Linked DNA regions of Homo sapiens: region 2 is linked to region 1. The links are chromatin loops, found by intact Hi-C in ENCODE. Cell type or tissue: mammary epithelial cell. All regions are shown on one strand. Region 1 overlaps CUBN (cubilin). Region 2 overlaps CUBN (cubilin).

What was found. Hi-C counts contacts between places; a loop is a spot of excess contacts. Peaks named below come from ENCODE experiments on the same cell type or tissue, not always from the same donor. Only the 100,000 strongest peaks of a DNase experiment are listed, where the experiment ranks them.
Region 2: a loop joins it to region 1, with 2.7 times the contacts of the local background. A loop is called at or near these places in 8 of 110 quality-filtered maps.

The regions. Positions count from the first base shown.
Region 1 is chr10:16,886,829-16,894,828 of GRCh38, reverse strand. It overlaps CUBN (cubilin), which reads left to right. Exons shown (of 67, transcript NM_001081.4): 55 at 4,302-4,458; 56 at 6,263-6,412. Among named protein-coding and RNA genes, the nearest start is that of RSU1, 73 kb to the right of the region's middle. RefSeq lists an enhancer at 2,359-3,558 and a silencer at 7,033-7,233. In mammary epithelial cell, a CTCF peak has its summit at 3,341 (motif pointing left); a DNase peak (open chromatin) is centred at 2,728; H3K4me3 peaks cover 233 bases; H3K27ac peaks cover 928 bases.
Region 2 is chr10:16,840,443-16,848,442 of GRCh38, reverse strand. CUBN (cubilin) reads left to right here. Exons shown (of 67, transcript NM_001081.4): 61 at 7,396-7,558; 62 at 7,908-8,000. Among named protein-coding and RNA genes, the nearest start is that of RSU1, 27 kb to the right of the region's middle. In mammary epithelial cell, a CTCF peak has its summit at 4,986 (motif pointing left); a DNase peak (open chromatin) is centred at 4,982.

The sequences.
Region 1 (8,000 bases):
TTTATGAATTGGAAGACTCAACATAGTAAAGATGTCCCTTCTCCCCAAAATGATGGATAGGTTTAATGCAATTCCTATCAAATTTTCTCCAAAGTCTTTTGTAGGCATAGACAACTTTTTCCACAACTTATATGAAGGCAGAGACCCTTCAATGGCTAAAAGAATCTTGGAAAAGAAGAATAAAATGGGAGGAAGAATTCTACCTTACTATTTACCTAGGCTTACTTATCTAAGTTACAGTAATCAAGACAATGTGGTATTGGTTGAAAACCCAGATGAAAACAGAGAACCTAGAAATACACTCACACAAACATCCTCAATTGATTTTTGACAAAGGTGCAAAAACTTTCCAATGTAGGAAGAATGGTTTTTTCAACAAATGGTACTAGAGCAATTGAACATCCACAGGCAAAAAATATGAATCTCAACCTAAACCTCATTATTTTGTAGAAAACCTCACTCAAAATAGATGATAGACTGAAAAGTAAAATATAAAACTTCTAGAGAAAAAAAAATAGCAGATGTCTTCAGGACCTGGAGATAGGCAAAGAGGTCTTAGATTAAACAACAAAAGAATGATTCATAAGAGAAAAAATAAAATGATAAATTTTACCCCATTTAAATTAAAAATCTTATGCCATGTGAAATATTTTCATCCAGTCTGTAGCCAGTCTGTTCATTTTCTTCACATAGGCAATGTACTACTATGTAAAATATATAAAGAAGTCTCAAACTCAAGAGTAAAATACAAACAGTTCTATTAGAATATGGACAAAAGACATGGGCAGATAGTCCACCAAAGAGACTCTACAGATGATAAATACCAGAAAAGATGTTCAACGTCATTAACTTCTGGAGAAGTATGAATTAAAACCACAGTGAGCTATCACTACACACCTATTCGAAGACAAATATTTACCAATTGCATAATATTTACCAATTGCACTCTGGGCATTTATCCGAGAGAAATGAAAACTATGTTTACACAAAAACTTGTTTACGAATCTATATAAATAGCACCTTTATTTGTAATAGCTGAAACCAGCACTAAGGCCTTTCAACAGGTGAATGGTTAAACAAATTGTGGTACTTGCTTACCGTGGAATGTAACTCCTGAATAAAAACAAACTATTTATAGATTAACAATCTGGACAAATCACTGAGGGATTATGCCAAGTGAAAAAAGGCAGCCTCCAAAGATTACATACTCTGCTGTTCCATTTATATAATATTTTGAAATGATAGTGTTTTAGAAATGGAAAGCAGAGAGCCAGAGGTTAGAGAGAAGGCAATGTAGGAGTAAATTGTGTGTGGTTATAAACAACAAAAGCAACTTAGGGATTCCTGTGGTATTGGAATTTCAGTATCTTGAATGCAATTGTGTACAACTTGTATATAACTTAATACACACACACACACACACACACACACACGAGTTCAAGTAAAACTAGGAAACTGAGTAAAATTGGTGTTATGTCAATGCCAGTAACCTGGTTGTGATAGTATACTACAGTTTTGCAAGATGTCAGTATTGGAGGAACTCAGAAATGTGTACAAGGAATTTCTCCATATTATATCTTACAAATGTATGTGAATCTGCAATTATGTCTGTAAACATTTGTTTAAAAAATAGTTGAATGATAAAATATAACCTACAACCTGACTGAATTATATAGAACACTAAGAAAAATCAGAAAGTTTTTGACCTGATGACAGTTAAGTAACATTTTGTAGGTTCAATATAGTTTTGATGAGTCCTCTGTCATATAGCCAATGAAATGAGTTCTTGATAGGCAAGGCAGAAATGAATATTGAATAACTCTTTACCATTGTCATCACCATTATCATCATTATTATTAAACTTATGTTCCCAGGCCAAAAGGTAGAGTTGTCGAATCTATAATTAATGACTTCAGAAAAGTATAAGCACTTAAGCATTCTTGGATTCCTTCATTAAAGAACTTGAGGCTCTTTATTAAGTTTTAGCCCTTCTTACTTTGCCTGTTTAGTAATGTTTGTAAAAATATAGTATATGGCCCAGGCATGGTGGCTTATGCCTGTAATCCCAGCACTTTTGGAGGCCAAGACAGGCAGATCAGTTGAGTCCAGGAGTTTGAGACCAGGCTGGGCAACACGGGAAAACCCCATCTCTGCAAAAAAATACAAAAAACTAGCCAGGCATGGTTGCACGCACCTGTAGTCCCAGCTACTTGGGAGGCTGAGGTGGGAAGATCACCTGAGTCCAGAAGGTCGAGGCTGCGGTGAGCTGTGATTGTGCCACTGCGCTCCAGCCTGAGTGAGAGTGAGACTGTCTCAAAAAAATACATATATATATAAAATATATATACAGATTATCTATTGATAAATTGTGTTTATAATTTTATGAAATGTGGATAAAAAACTGCCATATACTGTTTCCTTGGATATATTATTAGGGGGAAATCTAATTAGAGATCATTAAGTAAAATTGAGTAGGTGCATTTTTTTTCCTGACATTTTTATTGATCTTAGGCATTTGGCAGAATATCTGCACTTTTGTTCTCAGTAGGTCCAGCGCCAGGCACCTCCCTTATCTAATAAATGGCTAATATAATTTGTCTTCAGTAGGATGACTAACAGCTGGATACCCAGTGCTTAAAAATCAATTGAAACAATACGGCTTTAAAGAGCTGAGAATTATTAAACCAATGCTATGAATCAGTGCTATTTCACATCTCTTGCTATGGACTGATTTCCCAATAGAAATGTTTTTAATGACTTGATGTTTTATTGCTGTGGGTGAGGAATATCCTTGAGAAGAGATGTGTTTGGAATGAGTAATTTGGTATCATTCCATGTGAAGAAAATGTTGAATAGTCAAGTAAGATTAATACACATCCAACTACATCCTTGTTTGAGATAGTTGTCTGTTGATAGAAAGGGCATATTGGGTATTGCAGATTGTGTAGCAATAGTCCTGGCCCCTACCCACTAGATACTACCCATCACACCGAGTGTGACAATAGAAAAATGACTACAAACCTTGCCAGAGGTCCCAAAATTGCTCCTAGTTGAGACCTCTGAACTAGGACGAGCTTCTCTGGTTAATATGTTTAATGTTTTTGGGGTTTTTTTCCCCCAAGTTTTGTATATTCATTACCTAATATGCATACTTTCCTTGAGTGACTCAGCATTGTAGATAACCATGATCTCTCACCTGAACTAGGGCAAAACCTACCTGACTGTTTTCCGGCATCCTTTCTGACTCCTATTTTCCGAATTGTAATGTTTTCCAAAAACCAATCTTCTTGGTGGCTCCTTGCTGTATTCAGGACAGTGGCCCGAGTCTCTAACGTGTCCTGCAGCCCCCTCTGCAGGCTTCCTCACCCCTTCCTCCTTGGTTTTCTCTCTCTTCTCTGAACTAGCCACGGCCTTTCCTGCCATCGGGGTTCGCTCGGGGCAGGCTCACTTCCCCCAGTTAGGTAAAGCCACCAATTATATATTCTCAACAGCCCCATCATAATGCCTTGTTTATAGCTGGAATTTTGCATGTAAATTTATGATTCTGTGATTCATGTCTCTGTTTTTCCCTGGACTGATAAGAATTGGTTTGATTTGGAATTTTGGTGCTCACCGTTTATTTCCTAGCAACTGTTTTTTGCATGAGTATATAAATTCAGTCATTCGAGGTGGCCAGACCAATTAAGTGACAGCCCAGGTCTACTTGGGAGTTGCCAACCAAATTTTTGGTGAATAGCACACACTGACTGGATGTCAGCTTTTCATCAAAATGGACCCTACAATTCCACACAGCCAAGAAGTGTTCTGATTTATTCCATTTCATGCTGATTATACGTATACTTGGAATTCATGCCCACTTTCTTCATGCACCACGATGTGCCTCTTGCTTGCTGGTGTTGTCCAGCTGTGACCACAATCTGCTATCTTCCCAGGAGCAGGGCTGAGTTCCACCTGGCTGCTCCGTCTCCCTCAGCACCCGGGAAGCTCGGCTAGGTCAGGGCAACTAGAAGTTATGAGGAAACCGAACAGTGATCCAGGAAGGTGGATTTTTAAAAAATCACCACCCAGCTATGCAAAAAGGAACACCATCTCCTTAGAGAAGTCAAGAATGGGACATGCTATTTTAAAAACAGCTTTAAAAAAATTATTCTCAAAAGAAAATACTACAGATTTGTCCATGTTTTGTTTACTCTTATGCTTAGTTCTGTATACGTGTGAGTGCCATTATTTTGAAACCTAAGTGCATTAAAATATTGATGGGAAACCCTTGAGCATTAAAGTTCTGTGTATGTCCGTGCTAGGTGTGGGCAGGAACTGAGGAGGTGGACAAAGCCCTGCTAGCCACTGGCTGTGGGAACGTGGCTCCGGGTCCCGTTATCACACCAAGTAACACATTCACTGCCGTCTTCCAGTCTCAGGAGGCACCAGCTCAGGGCTTCTCCGCGTCCTTTGTTAGCCGTAAGTAGCCCTAAGAACCAAACCCAGAGGTCTTTGCGGGAGTGTGGTTGTCACAGGCAGGCAGGGTTGGCTAAACCTGGGGGTCTAGGGGAGGAGTATGGGGGTCTACGGGGAGGATGAGTCACCTAATCCCAAGAAGACACCTTTCTTCCAAATAGCAGTGAGAACAGAACTGAATTGAGAAGTGATATAAAAGCCATGAGGGGCACTAACCAACGTCTAGAAATAAGCCTGGCATCCAGAGTGGGCTGATATTGGGCAGAAGCGCAGATGGCTAGTTCGTTAGCAACAACCAGTGTGGCTGGCCTGTGGCACCTTGACCACAAAATCCCGTGGGGGGCTTGAAACACATGCAGATTCCTGAGCCTCACTCCAGGCCCAACTGAATTCAGAATTTCCATGACGAAGTCTTTCCTGTTTTTTTTTTTTTTTTTTGACACGGCGTCTCACTCTGTCGCCAGGCTGGAGTGCAGTGGTGCAATCTCGGCTCACTGCACCCTCCACGTCCTGGGTTCACGCCATTCTCCTGCAACCTCCACCTCCTGGGTTCAAGCTATTCTCCTGCCTTAGCCTGCCGAGTAGCTGGGACTACAGGTGTGTGCCACCATGCCCAGCTAATTTTTTTTTTTTTGTATTTTTAGTAGAGACGGGGTTTCACCATGTTGGCCAGGATGATCTTGATCTCTTGACCTCGTGAACCGCCCGCCTCGGCCTCCCAAAGTGCTGGCATAAGCCACCGTGCCCGGCCGGTCTTGCATGTTTTAACTGTCATCCAGAGGGTTCTCATGCTAAGTCAACTTTGGGAGCCAGTTTCTTTGGGAATGTTCTTTCCTAATTTTGATTAGGAAGGATGGATCTCCTTTTCTAGCTATTGTACACTATTAGATTCGTGGGAAATGTAGCATTTTTCAAGTCAGAGAAGCAATGGTGTGTGCCTGTTGGCTGAGTTAAATCAAGTGTAGCCACTCATGGCAAACCACTGTTTAGGGAAAAGTTTGAGGAAAGGAATTAGAGGAAGTAATACAGTAGACAGGTTTTTCAGACTGAATCAGAGAGTGCTGGAAAGGAAGTACTGAAAGACAACCCTAGACCAAATCTTAGGTCTGCAGGTGGTTCACTGTGTAAGTGTGCACGTGTGTACTTGTGTGTGTTTTAATGTCAATTTAAAAGGATAGAGATATTTTCGTGCTTGATAGATCAGAGAGTGAAGTGGATTAACTAGTCAATGGTTATATGAAAACAAATCATTTTAGTGGTGAAAAGATATTTCTTTCTGTTTCGAAAACCAGGGATGCATGTAAGAATTTGATAAGAGTTGGGATTAATAAATCCAGCTAGTTTTAAAAAGCAACCATTGTTGTGGCTAGATTACAATGGTAATGAAAATAGCAGTTTTCTAATAATAAGACATTTTAAAAACATTAATTGTGTAAAGTACTAATCAGATACAAATCATTTTTTATCTGTTTTATTTCTTTATCTGCATGAACCATATTCTATCATTGCTCGTTTATCCTTTCTTAATATCTTAATATTAAGGGATTTGCAGTAGATTTGTGGTAATATTACGAGGACTCAGTCCATAAAACTCTGCAGCATTTTCTAAAAATGTATAATATTCTTATTAAGCACATATGTATGTTTTTAAATCAGAGCTTTATTCTCTTCATTCTTGCTTCTTCCATTTGGAATATCTCAGGGAACTATGTCTATAGATAATTTAGGAAAATGCCTCTTTCCTTCATGGACAAAATAGATACACGAGAAATAAATGATCTGATGATGACTTTTTGTTCCCACATAGGATGTGGAAGTAATTTCACTGGCCCTTCAGGTTACATCATTTCTCCAAATTACCCAAAACAATATGACAACAACATGAATTGCACCTATGTCATAGAGGCTAATCCTCTGTCAGTGGTCCTCTTGACTTTTGTGTCCTTCCACTTAGAAGGTAAGTTTATTCTTTTAAAAAAATTACGTTTAATTGACAAACAAAAATTGTATATTTATGGTGTACAACATGTTTTGACATATGTACATGTTGTAGAGTGGCTAAATCCAGTTAATTAACATGTCTGCTCACTCACTTACTTAGCACTTTTTGTGGGGAGAGCATTTAAAACCTCTCTTAGCAATTTTTAAGTATTCGGCAAGTAATCAAGTATTTCAGGTATTCAACCTTGTTATTCGCTATTGGCACCATGTTGTACAGTAGATCTCCTGAACTTATTCCTCCTAGCTGAAATTTTGTATCCTGTGACCAATATATCCTAAATCTCCACTCCCACATACCCTACCAGCCTCTGGTAACCACCATTCTACTCTCTGCTTCTATGAGTTCGACATTTTTAGATTCCACATCCAAGTGAGATCATGCAATGTTTGCCTTTCTGTGTGTAGCTTATTTCACTTAGCATAATGTCCTCCAGGTTCATCCATGTTGTCACAAATGACAAGATTTTATTCTTTTTTAAGGCCAAAGAGTATTCCATTGTGTATATCTACCACATTTTCTTTATCCATTCATTCACTGGTGGACACTCAGGTCCATTCCATGTCTTGGCCATTATGAATCATGCTGCAATGAACACGACAGTATAGATAATCTCTTGGACACGCTGATTTGATTTCCTTTGGATCTATGCCCAGAAATGAACTTGGTGGATCATATGGTAGTTCTATTTTTAATGTTTTGGGAAACTGCCATGCATTTTTCCATAATGGCTGCACTAATTTACATTCCCATCAAAAGTGTACGAGGAAGAGTTCCCTTTTCTCCACATCCTTGCCAAAACTTATCTCTTGTCTTTTGATAATAGCCTTGGAAGATAAGTTCATTCTTAAGTAAACTCTAATTGGTTCTTCAGAAATGAATGAGGAGTAAGTAGAGGCAGAAGTCTAAAACTCACCATTTAAAGAAAATATTGAAAATATGTTACAGAGTAGATTTAATGTAAACGTGATTAAAATTTCATCCAATTTTTAAAGAATACAAGTATTATTCTATGTATTCCATCTAGAAGTAAAAAAATAGTGACAGAACTTTAACAACACAAGTATTGCATAAATTGCTTAAAGAAAATAAGTCTGAAATGTTTCATGTTAACATAGCTTTTAATTTATTCACTTGCATTTAAAGTTTATAGACATACGTGTGCACACACACACCCACATTCATGCACACACTATTAACCAAACCAGTGAGAGAAACTGTCTTATTGAGTCAACATAGGTGTTCGACAAATATTGAATAAGTAAGTAAATTAATAAAATTAATATAGGCTGGGCACGGTGGCTCACGCCTATAATCCCAGCACTTTGGGAGGCCAAGGTGGGCAGATCACCTGAGGTCGGGAGTTCGAGACCAGCCTGACCAACATGGAGAAACCCTGTCCCTGTTAAAAATACAAAATTAGCCAGGTGTGGTGGCACATGCCTGTAATCCCAGCTACTCGGGAGGCTGAGGCAGGAGAATCGCTTGAACCCAGGAGGCGGAAGTTGCGGTGAGCCTAGATCATGCCATTGCACTCCAGCCTGGG
Region 2 (8,000 bases), 46 kb after region 1:
AGCGTTTAGCACTGTGCCTGACATAAATTGTAAACAAATTTACCTCCCTTTTTTTCCCCGTTGGAGTAATTCCAAATAGGCATGGGCACTATGGAATTTCTTTTTCTTAAAAACTAAAAATAATGGATTTGCATATAAAATTACAATTTTAAATTCTTATAGAATGATTTGAGTATGGCCCTGCTAGGAGAGTTGACTGGATTTACTCTCAAGATCCATTTTTATGGAGTGTGATTTGATAATGTCATCAAAACAGCCTGTCATTGTCTGAATTTCCGCAATTCATTCAGGCCAGAAACTGCAATATCAAAAACAAGGAGTTATTTTCTTGCTTCAAAATAAAATATCGTTTTTTTCAAATAAATTCTGTTCAGAACTATTCTTGTTTTCCCCCTTGGAAAAGCAATTTCCTTCCATTGGCAACGTTTCCAACTACCACTAAACTGGCAGATCAAAGAATAGCCCTTGGAATGTGGAGCTTGGAGCTTTCTTTATTAAAGAGATTTTTCTGTGATAAATGGGACGGTTGATTCCTTTTAGATTTTTTTTTAGAGATTATAATCAAATCACTTTTTAGAAAAGCTAATTTAACTGAACTCTGTGGTAGATACACAAGTAAAATCATACCAATTCCATTATTCATTCATAATTCTATCATGATCGTTTGTGAAAGGGTTGACTTGGAGAGTAATTACGGTAACTGAATCACGTAGTGAATTGTGCATGTCACTGAGCAGTCTCTTTTGAAATCCACATCGCATCCATTGCAGGAGTTAGTTGGCAAGGGTATGTGCCAGGCCCTGTACCAGCATCACTGGAGATGTAGAGAGTTAAAGACATCTCTTGAAGAGTTCAAGCTTCTTGAGGAGCTGCTAGTAAAGTGTAGGAGACTGACATGTAAACAAAAAACATACATTTAAATAATTACATTTAAAGTACAAATAAAATACATTTTTTTTTTTAGTTGGAGTCTTGCTGTTTTGCCCAGGCTGGACTGCAGTGGTGCTGTCTTGCCCAGGCTGGACTGCAGTGGTGCTATCTCGGCTCACTGCAGGCTCTGTCTCCCGGGTTCACGCCATTCTCCTGCCTCAGCCTCCTGAGTAGCTGGGACTACAGGCGCCCGCCACCACACCCAGCTAATTTTTTGTATTTTTAGTAGAGATGAAGTTTCACTGTGTTAGCCAAGATGGTCTCGATGTCCTGACCTTGGGATCCGCCCGCCTCGGCCTCCCAAAGTGCTGGGATTACAGGCATGAGCCACCACGCCCGGCCAAACACATTTAAATAACGGACATTTTTTTCACATTGTATAACGTGTTGCATAACATGACAAAAATCATAAATAGAAACAACATAGAAGGGCAGAGCAGAAGAGGCTCTGATTGGCTTTGTTTTGGCTAGGAAAGGCTTTCTAGAGGGTGATGGCTGAGCTGGAATTTACAAAATGAACAGAAACTCACTCCCTTTTGTTATCCTTTACGAAACTGAGAGGAGCATGAACCTAGCTGACTTTTTCTGCCAGGAAGTATGGAACCAGCAGAGAGAGGTCCTCATCCTAACATTGCCCAGTTTTTCCTCAACCCCATCCGTGCCCCTTTTCTTTTTCTTTTTCTTTTCTTTTTTTTTTTTTGAGACAGAGTTTCTATCTTGTCACCCAGGCTCGAGTGCAATGGTGTGATATTGGCTTACTGCAACCTCTGCCTCCCGAATTCAAGTGATTCTCCTGCCTCGGCCTCCCAAGTTGCTGGGATTACAGACATGCACCACCATGCCCAGCTAATTTTTGTATTTTTAGTAGAGACGGGGTTTCACCATGTTGGCCAGGCTTGTCTCGAACTCCTGACCTTAGGTGATCCACCTACCTTGGCCTCCCAAAGTGCTGGGATTACAGGTGTCACTGCCCCTTTTCATAGCCAATATTTTGTAATCCTTCCTTTCCCACCTGAAGTGAATGTCATCTATGCTATAACCTACCCATAATGTAATTTCAGAAAATCACTGTACTATCCCAAAGGCAATGAAAAGGAGAAATAAAAGGAAAGTATATAAAATAGTGTGTCTTCGTATATGTAAATACTCTAACACTGCTACACAAAGTCACATAATAAAATAGATTCCTTTTATATGTAGAATGGTGGTGAATAAAAAGTATAAATGTAAACAAATACGGGTGGGTTATATTTGCAACCCGCATGCCAATAGCAGCATCACCATCTGCAAGATAAGTTTCCAGAATGGTGGAAAAACTCAAAACAAACATTTCTAAACCAAACAAAGTACAGTCTTCCCTCAGCTTACACAATAATTGCATTTCTGGAAATTTGGTGCATATCAAAACTGTGCAAAAATATTTTTGTGTTTATATATAAAATGGACTTAGGTTCTGGGATCAAATAATTATAAACAAGTTTTTTTTTACACAAATGTCTGACAGGACATTCAAAAGTTATGTGGGACAAAAATCTTCACTTTGCAAAACTGTCCTGTGAATTACTAAATGCCAGTTATAGGCCCAAATTATAGTGATGACCCAAAAACCACCACACTTGTGCAAAACACTCCCTATGGGGTGGTATTGACCTCATTGAGAAGGTCTGACTTAATGCACCGGGCTTAACCATTCAGTCTGTGTCAGACACTGGAGCTGAGGAGGGGCTGTCCATCTTTGGGGAGAGGATCAGCAGTCTATGGAAGGCATCACGTTCCTATCCACATGAGGTCGTACCTACTATTCATTCATTCTTTCATTCAGTTCAGTGTTAATTAGCATACCTACTATATTCTAGACATTGCTGCAAGAACTAGAGAAGAACATTGAGATTTTAGAAAACAATACTAGGAAAACTCCTGCTCTTGTAGAGCTGATTCTAATCATTGCTTCTTTGTGGCTTTTTCCCAGACATCTGGGACTAGTATAACTTTTTTCTCCAGAAGATTCTGAAATGGGTCAGAGTTTAGCCCCAAACTGGAAAAGTCACTCTCTATTCTTCTTCCCATACTAAATTATGCCCTGGCATGTTGCCCAGCAGACCTCATCAGAGGTTCTGCAATAAGATCAAAGAATTCATGAAGATACTCTAAGATTCTGCTCCCAGTAAGAATATCAAAATCCTCTTGTGATCAAATTCCCAGGAAAATATTAAAAGATAAAGTCCTAAGGATATTAATGTATGAAATTATTACCTTTGAAAAGAATTGTAGTCCAATATCAAAGTCTATTGCCCTTGTGCATTAAAAGTTCATAGAAATTAAAATCCAAAAATTTTCTTTCCCAGTTTTTCTAACTGCTCAAGTCAATAGCTGGGTGAAATGTGGGATTTTGCCGTGGTTGTAGCAGAGCCTGCCTGCCACTAAGTTATTTGTACAATGCCTTCAGGATCTTTAGCAGATTCTAAAATGATCAGATTTCTAAAAGTTGAGAAAATATAACATTCTTCTCAGCACTTACCCACATCCACAAGACTTAGAACGTAATTCAAGCTCCAGGTCCATCGCAGTTGTGCCAGGAAATGTTTGCTCCCAGAATGTGGCCCGTAGCTGCGTATAATGGTGTAGATCCTAAAGGCACCATTTATATCCCAGTTTATATATGATTCCCCCTCCTCATCATTGGATAGGGCGTCCCCTGCAACGCATTGTAGGGCAACCTGGCAAAAGTCTGTAGTGAAGGTTTAGTGTTATCAGAGAACAAGAGAGCAGATAGAGATCTTGGGTTTGAGGCAGAGGAGTTTAGAGCCTCCTATGTCAGTTATCCCGAGGCCACAAGCTATTTCAACTCACTTAGGAGAAATCTTACTGTGGCAATGAATGAACTAACACAAGACCAGCTTGGGGCCAGGTATGTATGTCATTTCCTTCCATCCAGCCCTGGCTTCTGCCTCCTACCTTCCTTCACATTTACCAGTTATCCATTTAAAACCCAAATCTGATCTTACATCACGTAGGATCAGATCCAGACTCCTTGGATGAAATGTATGGAACTTCACAGCTTTGTTTGTTGGACTTCGTCATTTCTCCTGTTCTCTCACCCTGGCCTCCAGGGCCAATGAAGGGGGTCAGAAGTTGTTGACACGTGCCATGCATTTCACACTTCCATGGCCTGGCATTTATTACTGTCTGGCTGGGATACCCTTCCTGTTTTGTAGGTCTGGAAGGTCTTTTTTTTTTTTTTTGGGGACAGAGTTTCGCTCTTGTCGCCCAGGCTGGAATGCAGTGGTGCGATCTTGGCTCACTGCAACCTCTGCCTCCCGGGTTCAAGCAATTCTCCTGCCTCAGCCTCCCAAGTAGCTGGGATTACAGGCCTGCGCCACCACATCTGGCTAATTTCGTATTTTTAATAGAGATGGGGTTTCTCCATTTTGGTCAGGCTGGTCTCGAACTCCTGACCTCAGGCGATCCGCCTGCCTCGGCCTCCCAAAGTGCTGGGATTACAGGAATGAGCCACCACGCCCCGCAGGTCTGGAAGGTCTCTACTTACATTTAAGGGCCAACCCAAATGTCTGTCTCCATCACGTGGGTTCTCATGATACACTCCCATTATTTTATTGTAGCACTTATTTTTCTCTATTTTGTATATAATTTATATACACATATATTTATGTGTATGCATAGTGTATGTGCATATTACACAAATATATGTATTTGTATATTTAATTTGTAGACCTTTACTCTCCTTTGTTCATGAAGGGGTCTTATGTCTTGAAGATCTGGAAAGGGCTTTACATGTCCTTGTATGCCTGGGATCTAGCACAGAGGCCTGGCATACAGGTCCCAGAATAAAAATGCTTGCTAATATAAATGTGATCATAAAGACAGCAATGATTATCATGAAATTTTAACTTGTTTACCAGAAAAAGTGCATGACCTAAAACTTGGCAAATGTGCTCTTCCATGAAACAAAGGGGTGAAGATTAGAAAACTCGAGTTTCATCTGATTCTGAATTAACTAAAATCATGTTTAAGTTGGAAAGACAGTGCCATCTAGTGGTGCATTTCTTTTTCTTTTACAATGACTGGTTTTAGTCATTCCTGTCTTACATAATCCTAGCACTTTAGAATAATGTCAGTGGTCATGGTCATGGCTGTTCTGAGGCCTTGAACACATAGCTCTGTTATGAATTGAATATTTGGAGTTAGATACACACAGACACTCATTTTAGAAGTACAATGGAGATTACTCAGAAGAAAACATTTTCTAGTTATGTGTTTCAGGGAAATCCAAGCACCCACTATTTCGATGGATGTTTCTAGAAGGGAGCCATGGTTGGGAATTGTTCTGGGTGCTGGCGACACCACAGTGAAGAAGTCAGACAGAGTCTCTGTCTCCCCACACGTGGGACTTACATCCTTGTTGGGAAAGAGACCGGACAAAGTAAATAAACAATAAATAAGATCAGTTTTGATTATAATAGGAAAATAAAACAGGATGATGCTATGGGAGGGCAACATTCAATAGCATTGGCTTCTCTGAGGAGGTGACATGTCAGGTGAGGGCCCATGACAGGGAGTCCTTAGCTGTGTGGGTTCAGCTTCACCTGAGGAAGGAAGAGCAGCAGGAACAGGGCTGTGGACAGGAGTCCTCCTGGGATGAAGGAAGTGCAGCTAGCAGTGAGGTGTGGGCAGCCTGGGAAGGAGGCACAGGCCAGAGCAGCTGGGGCTTGCAGACTGTGGGAGGGAGCTGGAATTTTACTTTAGGTGCAATGGGGATCTGCCGAAGCATTTTAGACAGAGCAGGAGCATCACCTCATTGGAGTTTGCAGACATGCAGGCAGTTCAGTGGAGAACACTATGGCTGCTCCGGAATTAGGCCTATTAAGAAGATGTTTCAGTGGGAACAGGTGAAGGACGATGGAGATCACCTGGAGATGGAGCCCTCTGGGATATATTTTGAAGGTAGATTGGAGTAGTTGTGGAGTGAAGAGAGAGAGAGAGGAATCAGAGATGACTAAAGTTGTAGGCTTGAAACATTGAGGTAAAGATGGCTCTGGGAGAACAGTTTTGGGAGGGCTAGTGGGACAGAGGAATCAAAGCACTTGTTTATTTATTTATTAGATATTTATTGAGAGCCTCTCACGTGCAGACACTTTTCTAAAAACTGGGAACATGGCAGTGAGCAGAAAAGAAATCTGTACATTCATGGAACTTGTATTGTCTTCAGAGAGAAAGCCAATGAAATAAGCAAGTTTAGCCTGGACAACATAGGAAGACCCCATCTCTAAAAATTTTTTTTAATTAGCTAGGCATGGTGGCATGCACCTGTAGTCCCAGGTACTTGGGAGGCTGAGGTGGGAGGATCACTTGAGCCCAGAAGTTCAAGGTTGCAGTGAGCTATGATTGCAGCACTGCACTCCAGCCTGGGCAACAGCGTGAGACCTTATTTCAAAAAAAAAAAAAGCTAAATATGTAGTATATAGAAGAAGGTAACAGTTGCTGTGGAGAAAAATCAAGCAGGAAAGGAGATGGGAATGTTGGGAGAGTTTACATCTGGAAGGCCTTATTGAGTTGGGGATATCTTTTTTTTTTTTTTTTTTTTGAGACAGTCTTGCACTGTCACCCAGGCTGGAGTGTAGTGGCACCATCTCAGCTCACTGTAACCTCCACCTCCTAGATTCAAGTTATTCTCCTGCCTCAGCCTCCCAAGTATATGGGATTACAGGGGTGTACCACCACGCCCGGCCGAGTTGGGGATATGTGAGTAAAGACCTGAAGAAATGCACGAGGACAAACTATGTGGATATACAGGGAAGAGCATTCCAGGCAAAGTGAACAGCAAATGCCATACCCAAGAAGCAGCAACACACCTGGTTTGGCTCAAGAAGCGGAATCGAACAAAGTGAAGACAATAAGAAATTAGATTAGAAAGGTCAGGGGTGGGAGAGGAGAGAAAGCCATTGTGATGCCTTTGGCTGTTTGATTGAGTGGATGGGAAGCAGTTAGGAGGATTTCAGCAGAGCAGTGACATGGTGTGACTTACATTTTAACAGTATCCTCTCGATGACATTTTGAGGATACACTAAAGAGGAACACGAGCAGAATCAGGGGCTTCATGGGAGGCTGCAGTGATCATCTAGGCAAGAGATCAGAGCAGTTGGGGCCATAGTGTGAGTCGGTGCAGAGGTTAAAGTAGCAGTGGGTGAGCGGACTCTCATAACACCTTCTTTTAAAAATCATATATTTCCCAAAGAGGAAAAAAATGTTAGGCGTCATAACAGGTTTTTCCTGAAAGTCATAATATAATCAATCCAATTATAATTCTGTTCCTAAATTAAGACTACCTCTAAGAAAATCAATGTAAAAATGTTTACCGTGACCTATTGCAACTTCGCGTCCAATTTAGTGTGAAATATGCAATTTTTTGTAAGTAATGGAGAAGTAATGAATTGTTTTTCTTCTCAGTTATATGATGGGGATAGTGAAAATGCGAACTTGGCTGGAACGTTTTGTGGTTCCACAGTACCTGCTCCTTTTATCTCTTCTGGTAACTTCCTTACGGTTCAATTCATCAGTGACTTAACATTAGAGAGGGAAGGATTTAATGCTACATACACCATCATGGACAGTGAGTAAATAGAAGCATTTTTATATGTTATGAAATACACATGTATTTATGCACTGAAAAGAATGCCCTGCTTATTATATCGAAATTTCAATGTTAATTACTAAACTCAATGTCAATTACTATCTAAACTCAATGTCAATTGCTAAACACCATGTTAATTACTGTATGTTTAATCTGTGGTACAAATTTGATACAATCTTTAGTCAAGGATATAAACCCTGAATTCTTAATAGAGTAATGAAAATATAGCTCCTCCGGGGTGGGAGGCAGGGAAGACAGAATTGCAAAGATTGCCTGAGATGAGACATGAATAAAATGTCTCCTGTGTTGCTTTTTCCTCCCTCTCCAGTGCCTTGTGGTGGAACATACAATGCAACTTGGACCCCACAAAATATTTCATCACCCAATTCATCAGACCCAGATGTCCCATTTTCCATCTGTA